2 separate regions of the Homo sapiens genome follow, and region 2 is linked to region 1. A link is an interaction called in ENCODE POLR2A ChIA-PET data of the cell type or tissue named here. Cell type or tissue: GM12878. All regions are shown on one strand. Each heading gives the region's core, and the rest is flanking DNA. Links, peaks and the distances in the headings are about the cores only. Region 1 overlaps LINC02325 (long intergenic non-protein coding RNA 2325). Region 2 overlaps LINC02325 (long intergenic non-protein coding RNA 2325).

Region 1 (5,380 bases), core at 149-5,148:
TCCTGTGTGCCTATGTTCTTGCTTCTTTAGGTGTTTATTTCCTGTCTCCTCTTTCCAGTGAGAAACCATCTCATCAGGGCTGGTGGTGGGGATCCCGGGGAATACCCAGGGCCCGGTAGGGCAGACGGCATCCAGGGCTACAAAGCTTCATAGCAATGCAAAGTCCAGGTAGAGATTCATTGCAGAGTCGATGCCAAATACCTGGGCCAAGAGTTTCCCATCTGCTCTCTAGTCTCCCCTTCCATTAACCGCCAAGATCTCCTTGTTTTATAGATGAGACAAATGACTTGTCCCTGGTGGTTGGAACTTAGGTTTTCTGAATTCAAATCTCAGTGTTTTCTATTCCATCTCAAGGTACTGAGGACAAGGACTCTTCCTTCTTCATTGGTCAAGTCTTCCTTTTTGGGCAAAGTCTATTCTTTGTTTCATCAAGCATAGACTCAAGCATAGACTCATTCTCCCGCTCCTGAATGAGTAATGAAAGCAACTTGCCGGTTCTTTGAGGTTCTTGAAAGTTCTGAGGTCAGCTTAGTGCCTCTGTGGTCCTGTTTCCTGGGGTCAAATGGAGATAAGGATCACTTACATTACAGAGTTGCTGTGGGGACTAAATGACCCCACAAATGAGAAATTGGCTCGATGACAGTAGGCATTCAATGCACATCAGCACATCTGAATTGAAAGGCATCAGAGAGACAGCATTTAAGCTTGGGGTTAAAAAGCACAGTGTTTGGAGAGGTGGAGTGGGAAAGTGAAGATATTCCAGGTGTACAGAAGAATTGAGTGCTGCCTTTCCTCCATACTTCCCCCCGGTTTGGGAACTTTGGGGATTTATTTCTTAGTGTGGGGTAATTGCATTTTCAAGTCAGTCATGTGCTCATTGGAGTAATAGAGCATTATTTGAGTCACTTCCAAAATGAAGTGCTTATCTAAAAAAAAAAAAAGAGAGAGATTGAAGAGCTCCCATAATATTAAATTGTTCTGCACTATTCGTGCCTAAATCTCGATGCTTTCCAAATTCAGTACTTCACATTTTAAAAGAGCTCTTCATGTTAGAAGTGAATGAGGTGTTCTGGGCTCACGCACTGTGGGCCAATTTAGACTCCCCCGATTGTGCTGATAACGTGAAGAGCGCTCCAGCTATGTAGAGTGCAGCTCCGGCATCCATCCGCTGCTCTCACGAGCCCCTTCTGAGCTGGAGGCAGGCTGGTCTCTGGAAGGTCTGTGCCCATGGGGGCAACTCTGGGCTGGACCCACTCCAGGCCTCCAGTGCAACATATTGTTCTCGTTCTGAACAAAAGTCTGGGTCTCAAAAAGAATTAAACAATTAGGCAACAGAGTATAGGGTTTGTTTCCACCAGGCCACCAGGATGGAATCCTTGTAGAGCTGGTTTATCCGTTGTCGGAAGGACAGAGACCAGCTGTCATTAAAGTGCTACCCTATGCTGGTTGCCAGTATGAAGACTTGAGTTGTCTGTTTTATTAGGCACAATAACAGGGTGAGATATTTATACACTGTGGAGGCAGAAGCTCAGAGACATTAACAAATGTTCCTACAGATAGGAAGGAACATCCCTGGGCCTGGACTCGGTTCTACCTATTCCAGTGTCTGTGCTCCCCTCCCAGCTAGGCAGTGTGGAGAAAATGTGGACTTGGAATTAGAAATGGAGCCCGGCCATTAAATATGTCTTCTGACTCAGTGTCCAGAGTTCCTTCTGCTCATAGCACATCGGTGCCATTTTCTGAAAAAAAAATATTCTTTGGTAGGATGGTTCAATGTCAGAGTTTCAATGCCAGTTTCATTCACAAAAAACAAACACATTATAAATATAGACCACTAATCACGGAAGTAAGTTCCACTGACAGCCACAGATAAGGATGTGGGGATTGAGGTGTGGAGGTGGCACATGGCTATCGGAGGTGATGCGGTAAGACAGCGGCCAGACTCGTGTAGATTCTTCCGGTCTTGGCTTCCCTGACTGATACGGTTTGGCTCTGTGTCTCCACCCAAATCTCAGCTCGAATTGTAATCACCATAATCCCCACTTGTCAAGGGCGGGATGGAATGGAGGTAATTGGATCATGGAGGCCATTTCCCCCATGCTGTTCTCATGATAGTGAGTGAGTTCTCATGATATCTGATGGTTTTATAATCATCTGGCATTTCCCCTGCTTGCACTCATTCTGTCCTGCTACCCTGTGAAGAAGGTGCCTGCTTCTCCTCTGCCTTCCACCATGACTTTAGGTTTCCTGAGGCCTCCCCAGCAATGCGGCACTGCAAGTCAATTAAACCTTTTTCTTTTATAAATTACCCCATCTCAGTTATTGCTTCCTAGCAGTGTGAGAACAGACTAATATACTGACCCTATATGCAAAATGAGACTCCTGACCTCTCTTAAAGTGTCCTATTTTTCTTTTTTCTTTCCTTCTTCTTTTTTGAATTCCAAATCTCATGCTGTGTAAAGTGCATATTCATTTCAGGGACACTGTTTCATGTCTGTGTTACCACCTCCTTTTCCCTGGAGGGTAGGGTGTGTGTGGTCCTTTTGGTTTGAGAGTAAACTCAGTGCCTAGTACAGAACCTGGAACATAGTCAAAACTCAACAGATAGAATGTGAAGATGTAAATGGGAATCAATCTCTTTCTTCCACTTCTCAGGTGTGGTGTGGGGGGACCTGGTTTTTGAACCTACAGCCCTAAGACTTGCTCTTCCTTTCTGCATAAACTCGGGCCAGTCTCTTGATTTCTTTGGGTCTTGATTGATTTTCTCCTGTGTAGAATGTGGATAATCACACTCTCTTCCCAGAGTGCAGTGAGAGTCAATGGAGAGAGAATTTGTGAAATGTCCTGCCCAGCCACAAAGCTGTGATTTGGTACATTTGCTGGTTCTGTCTCTCGGGTTTCACCATTTCCTGGAGTCTTAGCCCTCGGGAGGAAAGAGATGGAACCAAAGAAAAGGCTTTTTTTGGGTGGTTGGTGATGCGCTGGCTACACCACAGCCTTTGGCAAGGTGAACACATGGCCAGGTTTACTCTGGCGGTATTCCAACATGATCCCTAGCCAAATCTGCCCTACTTCCCTCTGGAAGCCACTCTTAGACCAGCCATCTGGGGACACAGATAAAGATCTAAGTCCAGTGACAAAAGATTCAAAATAAACACTAAATAAAAGTGAGTCGAAAGGGATCAAAGTCAGCATTGATTTTGGTTCTAAGAGAGCTGGATAAGGCAGTTCCAACTTTCCAGTATAACAATCAATAGGTGAGATTATGTGGAAATATTTATCATGTGACATTAACCTAAGGTATTTCTTATCAAAAACTGTCCCCACTTAAAAAACAAAACTGCTTGTTCATCTCATCCTTAGCTCAGAGACTTATATTCTCCCATACTACCTCTGTTCCCAACTCTCCAATTTGCCATTGGGTTCTACTGCTTTCCAAATGAATTAAAACAAACTAACAAACAACAAAAACAAGAAGCTTCTTCTGCTGTCGTCTGCTCCTTCGTGGTTTGCGCTCAGTGGCTTTGTTCATGTGCTTCTCTTTGCCCAGCTTGCTTTTCCTCTGAGAATCCTACTTTTGTCTTGTATCTGCTGGTCTGCTCATACGGTTAGCATAAAATACTGGCCCTCTCCCACAAACCCAACACCAAAGAGGTCAGGAAATTAAGGAGTAAGCGAATGGACCTGAACAGTAATATAGACATTCCAAGGAACTCTGGGGAGACTGAGGGCAGTTATGCCTTAGCATGGCCCCAAGGATGCCTGCATACCACATTTAGTGGGGTGGATATAAGAAGGGAGCTTGTGTATTTTATTTTTTATTTTTTCCATATTATACTTGGAATATCTTTGCCAACCCTTTGACCTCTTTGAGACAGAAAAATAGCAAAGTCAACTCAGCCATGTTGGGGTCACTAAGGAAGTATTACCCCTGAGGGCAAGATGGAGATGGCTGAACCAGCAGTGCAGTCAGAGAGACTGGCTGCTGGGGGCTTCCAGCTTCACTTCCTTCCTTCGCTGCAAAGGATGGAGGCAGGGAGACAACCTCTTGCGGAAGAGCCATGCCTGGCTACATGGATGGAAAGCTGCTGTAAGGTGAGGCTTTGGGGTTACAAAGTAAATGGGCTGGCCAAGCCCAGACTTTGGCATAGGAGGTCTCTATTCTGGGCCACATATCTCACTCCTTCAACTCTTCAGGAGACTAGAAGCAAGGGCCTGAGAAGCACAATCACAGTAAAAGAAATGCTGCTCCTAACATGCAAGGATATTGGACGATGAAGCAGAAACAGGCAGTTACAAAGCAGAACCACGTGGAAAAACTAGGTATGAAATATGCAATACTGAATATAAAGAGTTTAAGGAGTGGAATAAAAAGCACAATGGATACAACTTAAGGATAAATTAGTGAGCTAGAAGGTCAGTTTAAAGAACTCTCTGAGAAGGCAGGAGCAGGTAGAAAGAGTTACAAAAAGCAAAAAAGTTAAAATAAATAGAGGCTAGAGGCACATCTGTTGATATAAATAAAATAGGCAGTCATAGAAGGAGAGAAAAAATAAGGAGAGGAAGTATTTGAAAAGCAAATAATAATAGAATAAATGAATAAAAAGAGATTCATAGCCACAGTTCTTATGGAATGCCTAATAGAATCTATAAGTAAAAAATCACTTAGACAACATAATTATATTTAAGTACATCAAAGGAAAAGAAAAAAGTGACAAGCTATCCAAGAGAACATACAGATCACCCATACAGAAATAATATTTAGATTAAAATCTTATTTCTTAATAGCAACATTGAATAGAGAATTATTTTCAAAGTGTTAAATTAAACTCACTTTTAAGTTGTAATCTTATACCAAGCTAAACTATCTCTCAACACACAGGCAATATAATGATATTTTTAAGTGAGTAAAGACTCAGAAAGTTTACTACCCCATCATGCCCTCTCTGAAAACATCCTTGAGAGAAGGGCACCTGAAGGAGGATGTTTTGAAAAATATGGATATTAAGGATGAGCACATAGATTGGTAAAATTTATTGCACTAAGTTTTACCCATGCACACACATGTCTGTGTGTGTTTAAAGTAATATCCAAAAAGAAGGAAGTAAAAAGATAATCTACAACATAAAAAATACAGTTAAAATTCTACATAATATAACGTAATACCATCAAGTTTCCTGTGGTGAGAGGAGGGAATGGGGTTAGGAATAATGTCTGGGCAACTAGCAAAAGGTGAAGACAGCCAAAACCTTTTTATTCTGGAGAAAGCTCTTGATCTAGGTTCTCTCTGGTTTGTCCACCATCACAAAGCCTGGTTTTACATCCTGGCTTCTCTATTCTATGCCTGTGCCACTTTCTGGACATTTCTCCAATCCTTGGT
Region 2 (5,380 bases), core at 248-5,247, 53 kb after region 1:
CTGTCTCAGGAAAGGGCATAAACATAGAAATGCAGCCTCCCAGAGGAATCTCAAAACCATCTGGTTCTCCCTCCCACCCAAAGCAGGAAACCCCTTCACAGCATCCCAGAAAGAGGGCCCTCCAGCTTCTGCTAACACACTTCCAGAAAGAGGTCCTCACTCCCTCACAAGGCAGCTTGTTCGGGTGCACCCAACTGCTGAAAAGTTTGTCCTGACATTGAGCTGAAGTCTGTCTCCCTGTAGCTTCCACCGCTGTTCCTGGTTTTCCATCTGGAATTCCAGAGAACAAATCAAATCAGCTCCCTCACCCCTGCAAAGAAGAAAGAAAAAAAAAAGATTTGAAACACGTTGGTTGTTCTTGAATATTTTCTTCAGGGTAATTGTGTCCGATTCTCCCACCCACTTTCCCCAGGACCTGGTCTCTAAACCCTGTGACCCCCGGTTGCCTGCCTCTTCAGGGCTGGAGGCCCATTTGAAATTGAACTTTGGGACTTGTCTTGCCTCTGTATTCTAGAGAAAGCCAGTGCCCCAATTTCAAACTGCTGCTGGAGGAGGGGTACTTTTTCTCTTCTCCTGGAGTTTTATCCCAGGTGGCGGGGATTTCACTAGCATAGCACTACTGGCCTCTCTCTGTCCCCTCATTTGCCTTACTTTAAGGGTAAACTGTTTGGGAATTTTGGAACGAATACCCTGGGATGCTTGGCTCAGGTCTCCTTCTATTCATTTATTTAAAAATAAATGGAAAAGTCATAGAAAGCTACCTGTGCCAGAGAATGTGAGTTCTGTGTGTTCCTGAATGTGGTCAGTTTTGTCTTAGGTTCCTCGGGAAACGGTGATTGCAGTAACCCACTCTGGGAGATACGTGCTAGGGAGTCCACCCACTTGCAGATAGAAGCCTCCTTCTCCTCGAGCTGCTGGAGAAGCAAGGTGTCATTGTGACTGATGGTTTCCAAATCACATGGGGGGAAGGAGTGCTCTTTATAATGTTCCCCTTAAGGCCCCCAAACCTGCATGTGATGGTTCAATGGGAACCCTGATATTTCTGCAGTTGGATGGTTTTTTTATACACGTGTTCTCAGACTATGCATAGTCACAGATATACAATTTTCAAAAAATAGTATCTTTAGACTGCATAAAACATTCTGAAAGAGCTACATAATTGTCTTCATTTTAAGTTTCCTTTTCAAACTTACCAGCAGTACTTTCATGAATGTCTAATCTAGACAATCCTTGATGAATTGACCTGAACAGAATCTCCCCATAATCCAATTCAGCATGGCTAGATGGCGACCACTTTAGCCTTATCTCAGCGAGACCCGTGACCTTTAAAATAATCACATTGTCCTCTCTATGCATCTTTAAGTACTTCCCTAATACATGGGGACAGGCCAGCCCTGGGACTGTAGTGCTCCTTCCTTAAAGAGATCTAAAACCTCCTCTACATCTCTCTTGTCCAACTGGCTGGAGCTATGTTTTTTTCCATGCGGTACTTCGTCAGAAAGCACCAAAAGTCAAAAAATTTGCATGCATACCCAAGCTGAAAACTTCAGCTTTTATTTTTCATTTTGAGAGTATGAAGTCTGAGTTCTTGTTCATACTCCATAAACTCAAAAGTCCTTTTCATCAACACCTTTTTTGAAATGATACAAGTTTCACCTACCCCAAAACACCATACAAAATATTTATTTTTTTAACTGCCATTTTGAAAACAGGTAGGTATAGAATATCTTCATTAGTTAAAAAGTACGTTTTTTCTTCCCTGTAGCTTTCCACTTAAAAAAATCTAAGTTTCCAGTTTCCTTTCCCCCAACAATTGTTTAATCGAATATTTTGACTTCTAGTACCAGTTAGAGGAATATATATATTAAGAGAACTATCCTTCTATTAGAAGGAAAAATGGCTTGCCCTTATCTAAATGATTTACACACAGAGGCAAACATTGTAATTCAGGAAACCACTTGCTGTGGTTCAGAGAACCAGAGAACTAACATCCCTTTTTTTTTTTTTTTTTAGTCTCCTTCTGTATTTTGTTTGTTTGTTTGTTTGAGACAGGGTCTTGCTCTGCTACCCAGGCTGGAGTGCAGTAGTGCAATCAGAGCTCACTGCAGCTTTGACCTCCCAGGCTCAAGCTGGCCTCCCATCTTAGCTTCCCAAGTAGCTGAGACTACAGGCGTGTGCCACCAAGCCTGGCTAATGTTTTTCTTTTCTGTAGAGATGGGGTCTCACTATGTTGACAGGGCTGGTCTCCGACTCCTGGGCCCAAGTGGTTCTTTTGCCATGGCATAGCATCTCATAGTGCTGGGATTACAGGCATGAGCCACTGTGCCCGGCCTCTTTGTCTCCTTCTGCTTGGACATCAGGAAGGTTCTCTCTCCCCACTGTCTCATTTGTACCCCACCATCTGTGCAGAGGCCTGGCCACTGCTTCTCTGGAAACTTCTCATGAATTCAGAATCCAACTCCCACTCCTAACGGAAACTCAGCAACCTCCTGGGACCTCCAAGTTCCCAACTTTGCCTTCCTTCTGCCTCTCTCAGCTGAAACTGAAGTGAGTCATTTGGAAAGCAAGTTGAAATTATTATTACTATTAATAATTATTTTAATACATTCACTCTGGGAAACTTTAAATTCTCTACCAACATGCGCATACGGAAGCTTCTCAACATAAGTCCTGACCTGGTCACCAGGCACGGAAGGAGACTTCCCAGTGGTATTTTATAGAAGAGGAAGTTGAGTCAAAGTGAGAATGAAATGACCTCTCAGCAGCTGGTAAATTTCATATTTGAGTTTCAAAACCAGATTCTCTAAGTCCAGCATTTCTCTTTTTATACCACACTCTCCACATCATCTCTAAAATGGGTGTAATTAGACCTATCTCATGCGATGAGAATAAAGAGTAAATGAAATGAGAGATGCAAAAAGCCCATCTTACTTGCAGTAAGTTGCTATAAATATAAGGCATGTTATCATGAATGCTTGAAAAGCTTAAAGCCTAGATTTTCTACTTCCAAGGTCCATGTCATCTGCCAAATGTCCCTTCTGAAGTTCAGTTACCTTATCTATCATTAATTAGTATTTATGTGTACCTGTAGGGTTGATATTTATTATAAAGTCTGTATTGGAGTCACTGGCATATAGTAGATGCTCATTAAAAGTCAGTTTCATTGTTTATGGGAACTCAATGATAACAGGGACTGATGTGAGCTTGAATCAGGAAGTCTTTATGAGTAGCGTTTTTTTAATACCTTCTCATTTAAAAAGAAATCTAAAACCTCCAAAAACAAAAGCAAAACACCAACAATGATTTTCATAATGTTCTAAAGCAGCAGCCCCCAACCTTTTTGGCACCAGGAGCCGGTTTTGTGGAAGACAATTTTTCCATGAACCAGGGGAGGTGGGGGAGGACTTAAGGATGATTCAAGCTCATTACATTTGTTGTGCACTTTATTTCTATTATTATTACATTGTAAAAATATAATGAAATAATTATATAACTCACCATTATGTAGAATCACTGAGAGACGTGAGCTTGTTTTCCTGCAAGTAGATGGTTCCATCTGGGGGTGATAAGAGACAGTGACAGATCGTCAGGCATTAGATTCTCATAAGGAGTGCACAACCTAGACCCCTCACATGTGCAGTTCACAGTGGAGTTTGTGCTTCTATGAGAATGTAATGCCACTGCTGATCTGACAGGAGGCGGAGCTCAGGTGGTAATGAGAGTGATGGGGACCAACTGCTGTGCAGCTCAGTCCCTAATAGGCCACCAGTACCAGTAGGTGGCCTGGAGGTTGGGGACCACTGTTCTGAAGTTCCCTGACTCAAATTAGTTAGTCCAGATGGGGTATTCTTTCACCCTGCAACCCATTATTTGAGTATGTAACTGTTCACCATTCATTCAACATAACTCCTTCCAGTGGCTACTCTGGGGAGTTTTGGCCCTGGAATTGGAATATGGAAATGCACGAGACACAGGTCCTGCCTTTAGATAGCAAAGGGTCGTAGGAGAGATGGCAGGGGATGAGTCATAGTAATAAGCGTGATAAGTAACATCAATTAACATTACTTATTCACTTATTTCATTGATAGTAATATTAATATCTGTGTAGAGGGGGCAGGGGAAGGAGCAAGCAACTGACAAAGAGCTGTAAGGAAAAAAAAAAAAAATCAGTCACTGGAGTGTACACTCCTGAGGAATACACTGCAGCTCTTCCGGATAAGTCAGAAGATCATTCCCGGCAGGAGGGGGCAGCCCCGGAAAAGGGAAAGGGACATTAAGTTCAAGGAATCATATAGGTTGGTACAAACGTCATTGCGGTTTTTGCCATTACTTTCAATGGCAAAAATGGTAATTATGTTTGCACCAACCTAATACGGCTGCCCATGGCAATGGTCAGCGTGTGATGGAGAGAGCGATATTCTACCGGGGCAGTTGCTGGCAGGGAGCTCTGATGAGGCAGGTGGGCCGTGATGGAAGGATACGGTGTATACCAGCACGTTAATTTTCAGAGAAGAGCGTCGTTAGTGCTTTCCTCTCTGCAAGCCCCCTGCCCTGCCTGTATCTGCAAGGCCTATTGGTTCTCCACGGAGCCGGACTCTGACTCGCTCCAGCACAAAATGCCTAAGCCCTCGGAGGTGCTCCGTATTGTGAGGGCCACCAGGCCCCGCCAGGCGGTGGGGGTGAGCCGTGAAAGGAGGAGAGGGCCCAGCCTCTCAAAACCTGTTTAAGACAACATGAAAAACCACTCACGTACTTTCAAATAGGTGAAATTTCACTTTCAGCTTTATTTACCTGAGAATGAATTTCAGTCTGAAGAGGCCTTTATGTCGTTGGAGCCGAAGCACCCGAGATATAAGCAATTTTCAACGAGAGTACTACACATTTGTCTTTATAACAATTTGTGTGTAACAGCTTTTATGCAAATGACACTAAAGTGGCACCTTTTTTTCTAAATTGGACATTTTTATGGTTATAATTTTCTTCTGTAATAACAGCAAAAAAAAAATGGCTGTCCCAGTGGAGTTGAACATTTCATCTTTGAGCACTGTCTTGTGAAGTTGGAATGACAAGTTTCTTTCATTTGCGCCAAGAATGTCAAAAAAGTGTTCTTTGTCTTCCTTGTCTTAGTTTTCAGGGGTGGTTAAACTTCAGGTGTCATCGTCCCCCATCAGCAACCCTGAGTAATCAGAATGGTCTCAGAAAATCCCCACACAGCTTCCAGGCCCCCCAAAAACTGCCTGCTCTTTCTCCTTCCAAGCCGAGCAGCATAAATTAACTTGGTTAGATTTCAGTTTCAACACGTTGTTGGGTCTTTTACATTCATGCCCACTTTTCCCTAAGTCAGACAGGTGACTTTTATAGACAATGAGGTTTAATTGAC

What was found. Peaks named below come from ENCODE experiments on the same cell type or tissue, not always from the same donor. Only the 100,000 strongest peaks of a DNase experiment are listed, where the experiment ranks them.
Region 2: POLR2A ChIA-PET joins it to region 1 with 5 read pairs; 2 of 35 experiments call an interaction of 5 or more read pairs at or near these places.

What each region holds. Positions count from the first base shown.
Region 1 is chr14:97,488,810-97,494,189 of GRCh38, forward strand. The region is part of intron 1 of LINC02325 (long intergenic non-protein coding RNA 2325); the gene reads left to right. Among named protein-coding and RNA genes, the nearest start is that of LINC02325, 33 kb to the left of the region's middle. In GM12878, for the core only: no CTCF peak of the experiment used is centred there; no DNase peak of the experiment used is centred there.
Region 2 is chr14:97,542,057-97,547,436 of GRCh38, forward strand. The region is part of intron 3 of LINC02325 (long intergenic non-protein coding RNA 2325); the gene reads left to right. Among named protein-coding and RNA genes, the nearest start is that of LINC02325, 86 kb to the left of the region's middle. RefSeq lists an enhancer at 1-859. In GM12878, for the core only: no CTCF peak of the experiment used is centred there; a DNase peak (open chromatin) is centred at 2,785; H3K27ac peaks cover 327 bases.